Linked DNA regions of Homo sapiens: region 1 is linked to region 2. Evidence: chromatin contacts called from ENCODE Hi-C or POLR2A ChIA-PET data. All regions are on one chromosome and are shown on one strand. The core of a region is the stretch at or near the end of the contact, and the rest is flanking DNA. Distances in the headings are between cores, read along the strand shown. Region 1 holds the start of TRIM32 (tripartite motif containing 32). Region 2 holds the start of ATP6V1G1 (ATPase H+ transporting V1 subunit G1).

What was found. A loop is a pair of places that touch in the nucleus more often than their neighbours do. ChIA-PET counts read pairs that join two places held with the same protein, here RNA polymerase II (POLR2A). Pooled maps may share reads with other maps.
Region 1: a pooled map shows a loop between it and region 2 (9-fold over the local background). The contact joins the promoter of TRIM32 here to the promoter of ATP6V1G1 in region 2. A Hi-C loop is called at or near these places in 10 of 50 pooled maps. POLR2A ChIA-PET finds 5 or more read pairs at or near these places in 3 of 52 experiments (A673, T-cell and WTC11).

Annotation. Positions count from the first base shown.
Region 1 is chr9:116,684,621-116,690,489 of GRCh38, reverse strand. TRIM32 (tripartite motif containing 32) reads right to left here and starts at 3,185. Exons shown (of 2, transcript NM_012210.4): 1 at 3,109-3,185. All of the region lies in intron 16 of ASTN2 (astrotactin 2), which reads left to right. RefSeq lists enhancers at 2,709-2,758, 3,199-3,518 and a silencer at 2,929-3,128.
Region 2 is chr9:114,586,204-114,591,919 of GRCh38, reverse strand. ATP6V1G1 (ATPase H+ transporting V1 subunit G1) reads right to left here and starts at 4,151. Exons shown (of 3, transcript NM_004888.4): 1 at 4,000-4,151. The coding sequence starts at 4,081. RefSeq lists enhancers at 3,716-4,225, 4,336-4,415, 4,054-4,872, 4,873-5,692.

The sequences.
Region 1 (5,869 bases), core at 1,936-4,435, 2.1 Mb before region 2:
TATAAACTTCTGGCTTCCAACTATTCTCCAGACATAAACATAGGGGCTCTGAAGGGTTGGAAAAGGCTTCTAATAAAACTACTATAATGTAACATAGGTGTAAGACAGAACTGGGTTTGTATCCCAACCTAGCTACTTGCTCTGTAGCCCTGGGTAAGTCATTTAACCTGTTATTTTTCTTATCTGTAAACAAGGAATAAAACCTAGACTGTTAGCAGGATTGAATTCACTAAGATAATGCACATAATAAGCACTCAACAAATTATAATCATTTGCATTTTTAATAGATTGAGGCTGACAGGACAAGTGCCGTAGCTACTGACAAGGTAACATAGGAAATTAGAGTAAGGAGTTTAGACAGGGCTGATTTAATTCCCATGACATATTTTCTTTTAGGGATGTGCACAGATATTCCAGCTAAGTCTTGCTGTCAGACACAGTCTAGCTTTGTTTCTGAACTGGCTTCAGCAACCCTGTAGCTAGTCCTGGAAATGATAGAGCCAAATTCTGTTCCAGGGAAAAGCAGACCAAAAGAGACCATACAGAACAGTAGTTACTCTCCTTCAGAGTATGACTGCCTTCAGCCTCAGTCCCTGCTATGAGGTGTTTTTTCAAGCCAATGGCCTCCATACCTCACCCTATAGTCCGTTGCACCTCATCCTGCCTGATAACCTCAGGCTCCTCTCCTTATCTAGCCCCAGGTCTTGGTCTAAGGGCAAACCAAGAACAAAGTCCAGGGCTCCTCCCTACCTAATCAGAGAGATTTACCCCCCAACTTTAGAGTTCAATCTGATAGTCAGTGATACTCACTGGCAATCCTCTTTTTCATTAGAGGGGAATGGGCTGAGAAAATAAGACTAAGCAGGCCCTAGCAAGGAAGAAGCAAGGAAAGCGGGAATATACGGAGTTACAGAGATCTGGGTATGAGCTTAACTGTGTCATTCCTAGCTATGGAAACTTAGGCAAGTCACTTCCTAAGCCTTAGTTTCCTCATGTGTAAAACTGAATACAGTAGAGCCTACTTAGAAGGACTGTCATGAAAACTGAGTAAAGAAGTAGATACAAGACTAAAAATTACTAGATTTTGAGAACTTACTATGTGCCAGATCCTAGGCATGCTAGTTTACTTCACTAAATCCTCACAACAATTCTGTGACATTGGTCTTGTTATCATAACCCCATTTTACAGATGAAGAGCCAAGGCACTGGGTGGTTAAGTAACTCATTCAAGGCCACAAAGTCAGGAAGAGATAGAGCTAGGACTTAAAGTCAGGAAGAGATAGAGCTAGGACTTGAACCCAGGGTATCTGACTCTAGGTCAGAGTGCCTCAACTTTGGCATTACTGACATTTTAGGCAGGATAATTCCTTACTGCGGGGGGGAAGGGCGTATCCCACACATTGTCAAATGTTTAACATAAAACATTATGTTTAATGTTTAATCTACCCACTTGAGGCCAGTAGTATCCCCCACCCTGTGACAACCAAAAAACATCTCCAGACATTGCCTAATGTCTCCTAGGAGACAAAGCCAGACTTGGTTAAGAACCACTGCTTTACAGTCTAGCACAGGACTAAATGCTCAATACCTAAGGGTTCCCTTTTTTTTTTCTGGTGGTTGTTGTTGTTGTTTTGTCTGTCTCCGAGCCCAAACACCTCACTCACAGAGCCACTGCCCCTTCAAGCTGTAATGGATCTTATATAGGATAAATTATTCCACTCATTCCCCTGGAGGTCTCACTTTCTATCTGCTATCGTAGCTTGGGGGTACAGGGAAAAAGGGCTTAGGCAGATGACCTTGAATAGTTCCACTTCTTCTTCCCCAAAGCCTACCACTTTCAGTGGGCCGGGGGACCGGTGGTCAGAATGGAGTTAGTGGCAATACCATACCTGCCTCATGATAACGGATCTTTGTTTAATAAATGAAGAAGATTCTGCCCTTCACAGGGATTACCACACTCCTTCAGGATTATCTGAACTGAAGATTTATCACTTTGTTCCTCAGCACCTGAACTCTGCTCATCTTCATATACTCATCCAGTTTCATACATTACTTTTAGGTCCTTGGGTCCCCTGAACTCCCTCTGTCTCCCATGCAGCGATTTAAGGAAAATCTCTTTAGCAGCCCAAGACACCAATCCACAAATCTACTCAGGGTCCTTTGATTTTATAGCCCAGTTAGGACATCTCCACCCCACGATTCAATCCTCTCCAAACCCTGTCCCCAACCCTCTTACAATTCCAAATTCCAATCTTTGGGGCTGTATATTGCAACCCTCGTCAATTCCTCACTCATATGCCCCAAATCCCTCGGACTCAGATCGTTTAATCCCTATTTCCAAATCTCTGCCACACTCAGCCCCGCACCTCAGTTCAACGCCCCAATTCCTCACCCCAGATTTCTGCTCTCCCTCAATCTGAGCCCCCATCTCCTGCATTCCATCGGGCACTGTGCTGCCCTCATACCCTGCTCCTTCCTCTTATGCACTGAATGTCATGTGCTGCCTTCACACCTCAGCCAGCTCCCTTCTTTCTGCTAACAAGATAGAGTCCCTCAAGAACTCACCCCACCCCCTCAATCTCACCCTCAGCCCACTCCGAAAACCCTTTCTCAATAGCACTTAGGATCGCCCTAGACCTTGCTCCTATCATCTCAGACCCTGTCCTTGCCAGATGCCTAGCGCCCCCAGATTTCCTCAAATCTCATCGGGGCCCCCCAGTTCCTTCATATTTCTGAAATTCTGCACCCAGGTCCCTCCAGGGCCCTGATTCCCTCCCATCTCCCACATGCTACACCCCGTTCCTCCTCAGGGCCCCGACATTACCTCATACCTCCCGAGATGCTGCAACCGCAAATCTCTTCAGAGCCCCTCGCTCCCCTCCCCCAGCTGCATCTCCTCGGATCTCCTCAGCCCCACGAATCCCTCCCGAGCCTGCCCCTCGCAGCCCCACCCCCACCCTAGTCCTGCCCCCCCCAGATCCGGTCCCCACACCCTGCCATTCGGGCGCGGCCGCTGCACGCCGGCACGTTCCCCCGCCTGGCCGCTGAGCCACGGCCCACGACTCCGGCCGCGGTCCCCAGTCCCCAACCCTCCTTCCCGCCCCCTACCTGACCGCCCGCGGCTCCGACGAGTCCACCGCCGGCAGCCCACCCGCCTGCCTCCCTCTGCGCACGCGCCGTTGAGCACCCCTTGCCGGGCGCCAATTCGCAGAGCTCCCTGTCCGTCACTGAGCCCCGCCTCCCCAGCATGCTGGGGCTTGTCGTGCAGCTGGCCCCAAGCGCGCGGGGCAAGGCGGCCCTGCAGGGGTGAGCTTTCCTCTGAGAACCCGGGGCCTTAGCGACACGTAATCCAGTTTTCCGTCTCCTTGGTGCAGATGAAGAAACCGACGCCCATGGGCGAAAGGGACCTGCTCAAGTTCACTCAGTAAGTCAGGAGATAAGCCAGAATGCGTATCTGACTCCAGTCTCAATGTCTACCCCTTCACAAAACGGTAGCCTCCAGGGTAGTCCTCAGCAAAGCGTTGGCACCTTACTGAATCTGTTTTTCCATCTGAGAAATGGGCCAACGGAAAAATCAAACTTCCATTCTGGGGAAGTCGAGAACCGGGACTCCCTAGGAAGGGCAGTGCTTTGGCCTCATGTTCTGTGCTCTGACAGAGAGCTGCACTAGAGACAAGTTTATCCATGAACACATTGCTCTGTAAAGGAATGTTTTGCCTACTCAGCTGGGAGGCCGACAGCAGAGGCAGACTTGGGGAGTACACTCTGCAGCCCCTGTCCCTGCAGACTGAAGGTACCCGGGAACCCAAACCAAGTGTAGTTTTGCTCGGGTGAAGGTGGAGGAATCTTACCAGGTGGGAGGTGATCTGGCCTGAGATTTGAGGGAATCTGGGGCACTAGGCATCTGGCAAGGACGAGGTCTGATACAGGACTGGCTGGCCACGACCTGCAGTCCCTGAAGTAGTTTGGGGCCAATCACCTACTCTCCAAGGTGACTATACTGTACAGCTTAGGAGCACAAAGGAGTTTGAAGTAGGATGGACTTGGATTTGAAATTCCCCTTAGCTATGTGACCCTGCACAATGATAAAACAATAAACAAAAACAATGACTAACATCTTTGAACACTTGCTGTCTGGCTACAGCTGAGGACTTCAGGTGCATAGCTCACTAAATCCTCATAAGGACCTAATGAGATAAGGCAGCTGATGGTTAACCTACACCTGTTGTGTAACCTAGGTGGTTACACAAGGCCACATATACCTAAGTGTTGGAGCCCAAATTTGTACCCAATTCTATCTGAGAACCCACTCTCTTAACCTTGTTTACTCTTTCTCCCCATTTTCTAAATTTCTAATTGAAGTTTGCCATGAAGATAAGCCAAGATTATGGTAGTTTGCACTTAATGATAACTATATTTGAAAAATTGTAATTAGCAGGTAGGGGATAAGGGAGAGGTAATGCCAAATGATTTCTCACTTAGACCAGTTGGGGAGACTTTGCACCCGTTTAAAATTTTTTTTTTTCCTGAAAACCACAGTTATCAGCCCAAAGTATAAATTTAGGACTGTTCATAGTCTTACATATATACATATTATATATGTGTGTATATGTATCAATACAGACATACTGATGTTTCCCTAATTACAGAGGAGTGTTAAAAATACTCCTGGGGATCTAGCTCAAGCAAGTGTCTTGAAAAAAAAAAATCTCTCTTCTCCCTTAAAACAAAAATCAGTGTTTGACTCTTCTTTAATGTTTATTACCAGTTAAATGAATTATTATACCTCTCACAAAATCTTAGAGTAGAATAAGCATTCTAGGAAATGCACTCAATTTTTATCTTATAGCTTGACATATCCTGGCACAATATTAGAATTCCTCTTACACAGAGGCATTTAAAAAATAATCTTTGTGGAGTGCTTTAAACACTCTTTATTCAGCATTTTAATGTAACAGATTTTTATTTAACACTTAAATCACCTATATCAGTGGAACCACCTGAGGAGTTTACCTTGCCCACTGCCTAGACAGAGCTGATTCATCAAGACAGGGGAATTGCAATAGTTAAAGAGTAATTCACGCAGAGTCAGCTGTGCGGGAGACTGGAGTTTTATGATTACTCAAGTCATCTCCCTGAGCATTTGGGGAACAGAGATTTTAAGGATAACTTGGTGGGTTGGGGGAAGCCAGTGAGCCAGGAGCGCTGTTGGTCAGGGATGAAATCATAGGGAGTCGAAGCTGTCTCCTTGCAGTGAGTCAGTTCCTGAGTGGGGGGGCCACAAGATCAGATGAGTGAGTTTATTGATCTGGGTGGTGCCAGCTGATCCATCAAGTGCAGGGTCTGCAAAATATCTCAAGCACTGATCTCAGAAGCATTTTAGGGAGGCTCAGCATCTTGTAACCTCCAGCTGCATGACTCCTAAACCGCAATTTCTAATCTTGTGGCTAATGTTAGTCCTACAAAGGCAATCTAGTACCCAGGCAAGGAGGTCTGCTTTGGGATAGGGTTGTTACTGTCTTTGTTTAAACTATGAACTACAGACTAAATTTCTCCCAAAGTTAGTTCAGCCTATGCCCAGGAATGAACAAGGACAGCTTGGAAGTTAGAAGCAAGATGGAGTCAGTTAAGTTAGATCTCTTTTACTGTCTCAATCATAATTTTGCAAAGGCAGTTTCAGTCCATCACTTTGGGTTTTGTAACACCTTAATCTTAAAGTGTAGGGTATGAAGATGGGAAAAGGCTGTCGATTGCTCTGGGTTCTTCTTGCTGACAGGGGACGTAGTGGGAATGGGAGTCAACCCCAAGGTGAGAAGAGTGGGACCACTTTCAAGTGTCTGAGCGACTCATGCAGGTCTGGCTGGGCTTC
Region 2 (5,716 bases), core at 2,902-5,401:
ACAGCTGGAAAAAATCTCTAGGTTTGGTCAGAGTCTACATGAAAACAGACCACAAGGACAGCCAACATATAATCTCTGCTTTGAGTCTCCGCTCACCAATAAAAAAAAAAAAAGAGAGGTTCTAGACCATCAACCTATTTATTTGAGAGCAAAAGACATCCTGCATCTAAAATTAAGCTTTGTTATACAACACTGTACATCATTGTATACCAACTGTCTAGAGTCCACGCGAATGAGTGAAAATGAACTTAACCTTCCACATCCTGATTCAGAACAGAACTTTGGACCTGTAATGAAATGACCCCATGACATCAACATTCCCTGATGCTAGTCTGAAACAATTAACAGGTCTCTCTCTCAAAACTCCAAGAACTATTTCTGCAAGTCCACATTCACTCCAGTATTATTTCTGGCCTACTACTGTCTGCTTCGGCCACCTGTACCCCAATCCTTCACATGCTATCTTCCCATCAGCTATAATGGGCTGTATTTCAAAGCTAAAGATACTTTCGAAACCAACAATCTATAAATAACACTCATGGCCTGAACATTATGCAGTAGCTCCGCATGATTTCACAAGACATCACCTCCCAACTCCCATGGCTCCCTGCATTTATAACTCAGGATAATACCATTTACTGCCTTTGGCAAACATCTTCAACATTCAATTTTGACAGGGGCCTCTAAAAATCAAAAATATTTAAACAGAAAATCGTATTTCTCTTAAATCTTGTTCTTCTTGGGCCTTACATATGGGAGCCAGTGTTTTGTTTCACTCCAATGAAATATGCCATTAACACAAACTTTTTTAAAATTTTAAGGTCCACGCCGGGCGCGCTGGCTCACGCCTGTAATCCCAGCACTTTGAGAGGCCAAGGTGAGCAGATCACAAGGTCAGGAGTTCGAGACCAACCTGGCCACTATGGTGAAACCCTGTCTCTACTAAAAACACAAAAACTAGCCGGGCATGGTGGCAGGCACCTGTAGTCCCAGCTACTCGGGCGGCTGAGGCAGAAGAATCGCTTGAACCTGGGAGGCAGAGATTGTAGTGAGCCGAGATCACGCCACTGCCCTCCTGCCTGGGGGCGACAGAGCGAGAATCCATCTCAAAAAAATAAATAAACAAAATATATAAAATAAAATAAAAAATAATAAAAAAAATTTAAGGTCCAACTCAATGATTTCATTAAAAAAACTGGATGGGATCATTTTATATACTGCCTCTTCCCAACTCTTAACTGGGCAAATCAACCATAATTATAAATCAAGAAAGGCAAATTTTCAAACTGCAGTTCTTCTGACTACCTCTCTGTTCCTAACTATTAACAATTCTGAGACAGGCAAGGCGCAGTCGCTCATATCTGTAATCCCAGCACTTTGGGAGGCCGAGAGTTTGAGAAGAACCCGGCCGACATAGTAAAACACTGTCTCTACTAAAAATACAAAAATTTATTTTTTTATTTATGTATTAATTTATATGTTTTTGTATTTTTAGTAGAGATGGGCATGGTGGTAGGCACCTGTAATCCCAGCTACTTGGGAGCCTGAGGCACAAAATCTCGAACTCTGGAGGTGGAGGATGCAGTGAGCCAAGATGGTGCCACTGCACTCTAGCCTGAGTGACAGAGTGAGACTCTGTCTCAAAAAAAAAAAAAAAAATCTGAGAAGTATGTAAGCCATAAACTAATACTTTGGTTTGTTTTTTGTTTTTTTTTTTTTTTGAGACGGCGTCTCCCTCTGTCCCCAAGGCTGGAGTGCTGTGGGACAGATCTCCGCTCACTGCAACCTCTGCCTCCTGGGTTCAAGCGTTTCTCCTGTCTCAGCCTCCCAAGTAGCTGGGACTACACGCGCACACCACCACGCCCAGCTAACTTTTGTATTTTTAGTAGACACGGAGTTTCTCCATATTGCCCAGGCTGGTCTCAAACTCTTGATCTCAGGTGATCCACCCACCTCAGCCTCCCAAAGTGCTGGGATTACAGGCGTGAGCCACCACGCCCAGCCAAATTAATACTTTTTAAAACCAATTCACAGCTACCTGACATATACAAAACCCTGCACCAGGCTTGACAGGATAAAGGTATAAAACATAAATCCTACCTGGCTAGGGCACTCAGAATTATTCTTACCTATTCCAAGCATTTTTTCCTGCACTTCCCCAATCTATTCTCCTATCCCTCCCGACAGATACAACTTCTGTTACTGATGAGCCATCAGAACACAAACTGTGAGAAGTCATTCTGGAAATACACTATCAAGGGCATGACTGGAAATATTCTGGGAAGAACAAAGAACTTTCCAGTCACCGGAGCAAGAACAAAAGGCTTCTTCTCATTCCCAACACCCTCAAAGAAAGCTTTCCAAGTACCACACAACCCCTAACTGCACAAGTAGAGGAGACATGCTTGAAATCTAGTTGGATGTCAGATAGAATAACTCCTATACTAGGAGAAACACCAAGGAATTACTAAGATCAGTATCTTCGCCTTGCATGGAAAAAGAGGCTTCTGAGTCCCAACTATGTTGCTTCCCAGGGTATGGATAAATCATTTCTCTCTGAGCCTCATTTTTACTATCTGTAAAATAGGGATAGAAGCATCTTTCTCACCAGACGGGAAACTGGATACATAAAGTTAAATGAGACATAGTTTCTGTTCTCCAGAAGCTTAGTCTAGTGACTGAGCCATATAAACAAACAGGTTATTGCACGGCAGTGGCAGAAATCAGCACTTGGGAGGGACTCCAAGCCTAGTCCGGGGGACAAGCATGAGTCAGGAAAGGCTTCCCGGGAAGAAGTGTTTCCTAAATTGAGGTCTGATGGAAGACTAAGGGTCAGAGAACAAAGGGGAGGAGAATTGGAAAAGGCTTCTCACGTCAGAAGAAACAGCGTGTGCAAAAACCTGCAGGTGAAAGACATCATGCTGCTTCTGAGGGACCACAACGATTCAGTATAGCTGGAGGAAAGCACCAGGCCTGACCCACAAGAGCCTCCCCAACTTCATTAAGGAATTTGAGCTTTCTTCTGCAGGAACTAAACGTCTGACTACAAAGGCGGTAGGGAAATCATATCTGCACTTATTTATTTATTTTGTTCCTTACCAGCAGGAAGTCACATATTTGCATTTTAGAAGGATGACTGATTGCAGAGAGGAGAATGGATTGACTGGAGGGGACCAGAACGGGTTCTTCCACTCCCCAGTCTAGATTAAACTCACCTGTTAAATTCTTTAGCAACCTTACATTTCTCCACTCCAGCCCTCATCTCTCCTGCAATTAATTAACTGACCCAATACCTGCTTCCTTCACTGCGACACTGAATGCCACGTTAGGGGAGACAACTGATGCACTGGGCACTGCGCTTGCCACATATTAGACAGAAACACACACACACACACACACACACACACACTGCGCTTGCCACATGTTAGAAACACACACACACTGCGCTTGCCACATATCAGAAACACACACACGCACACACGCCAACGATTTAGACAACTACAGTACCTTTAGAGAAACTGGTGTCCTGGACTAAGACGCTGGTAGTAGACATGGGGGAAAAAGTGAAAGATACGCAAGCCTTGGCGACTGACTAAATGAGGGAGGGAGAAGAGGCAAGCAGGACTCCAGGTTTCTAGACCAAGCAACTGTGTGGATGCTGGCTCCCTTCACCGAGACTGACCACCCCAGAGCGGTTAAGTGGGAGAGAAGAAGAACAAAGAGCTCCGTTTGGAGAGCCCATTTCACATGCCTCCAGGCCCCAAGGACGGTAACCCATTATTGTTTCCACGCCCAATTTACCATCTCACATCGTGGCTTCCAGGCGATCCGCAAGCCTTCCAGAGCCTCAGCTCCTCAAAGCTTCGAAACACACAACCTTCCGCGACTATACGCACGCCCGCACCCCGCAGTTTTTCGGGCCTAATCTACCCACCACCTGAGGCCCAGCGGTCTTTCTTCGACTCGCGCCACGCCGGGCAGCCCCACCCTGAAACTCACTTTTGCGGGCCTCGGACACCTTCTCGGCTGCCCGCTTCTCGGCCTGCAGCAGCTGCTGAATCCCCTGAGACTGACTAGCCATGGCGGCAGCGATTCTGAGAGCAAGGCAAGCGGCCTAAGGCACCTCGAAGGCCCCTTGGGTCAGCTGACACAGCCGCCCACAATCTGCGCTTGCTCCTTGCGCCTGCGCTTCGCCCCCGTTGTCACGTGACCGCACAGCGTAGCATCAGCTGACCGCTCTTGAACTTCTGTGATTCGGCAGAAATGGGGCGGGGCGGGGCTGAGGAGAAAGGAGCGGAGCTCCTCGACTGCGCCTGTGCAGTCTACTGCGCAGTACTGCCCTCTACTCCTCTGTCCGCTCCCTGGCCTCTTTTAATGGCTACCCTGTCGCTGGTTCACTCTGTAGCCGCCCTGCCACGTATAGTGTCTGTTTGCAGTATGCTCAACGTCAAGAGAGGAGGGGCCAAGTCAAATCACTTTCCTCCTACTCTCCACACTGCTCTACTCACTCCCTTTCTGGGACTTTCTTTGGCACTCAAAATTTTATCGGGGTAGTTCAGGAAGATTCTTGCCAGTTCCGGGGATAGAGTCTTGGGTTGCCAGTTAGGAGACTCGGGATCAAGTCTGCCGCTAACCTGTGTGATTTTGGACAGGTCGCTATCCTTTTCTGAACCCGAGTTCAGGAATGGACTGGACTGTTTCCCATAAATATTTGATGAAAGCCTGCTGTGATCCTAGTCCACTGTTGATATTGAGGACATAGCAGAGAGCAGGGCAAACAAGGTCCCGGCGGAGCTCACAGTTTATGGACACAGACAGATTAATTAAAATAAATAGACAATTACAAACTGTGATAAAGTCATGAAGGAAAAATGCAGGGTGCCGTAAGAAGGAACCTTTAGTAAGGGGAGAGGAATATGGAGGTGTCTCTGAATGCTGTACCAAGGAAGTGGTGTTTAAGATCTGAAGGCCAGGCGCAGTGGCTCACGAGCCTGTAATCCCAGCACTTTGAGAGGCCGAGGCGGGTGGATCACTTCAGGTGAGGAGTTCGAGACCAGCCTGGCCGACGTGGTGAAACCCCGTCTTTACTAAAAATACAAAAATTAGCCGGGCGTGGTGGCGCGCGCCTGTAATCGCAGCTACTCAGTAGGCTGAGGCACGAGAATCGCTTGAACCCGGGAGGCGGAGGCTGCAGTGAGCCGAGATCGTGACGCTGCACTGCAGCCAGGGCGACAGAGCAAGACTGTCTCAAAAAAATTAAAATTAAAAAATTAAAATAGGCCAATCGCGGTGGCTCACGCCTATAATCCCAGCACTTTGGGAGGCTGAGGCCGGCGGATCACGAGATCAGGAATTTGAGACCAGCCTGACCAATGTGGTGAAACCTGGTCTCTACTAAAAATACAAAAATCCGGGCATGGTGGCGCGCGCCTGTAATCCCAGCTACTCAGGAGGCTGAGGTAGGAGAATCGCCTGAACCTGGGAGCTGAGGTTGCAGTGAGCCGAGATCGTGTCACTACACTCCAGCCTGGGTGACAGAGCAGACTCCATCTCAAAAATAAATAAGTAAATAAATAATAAAAATTCTCAAAAAATAAAATAAGATCTGAAGAATAAGAAGTTACCCAGGAAAGGATAGTGGGGGATGGAGGCGGTGGGAGATGATTAGGGGAAAAGGACCAGCGTGTGCGGAGTTGGGGAGGGGGTCAACTTGGCA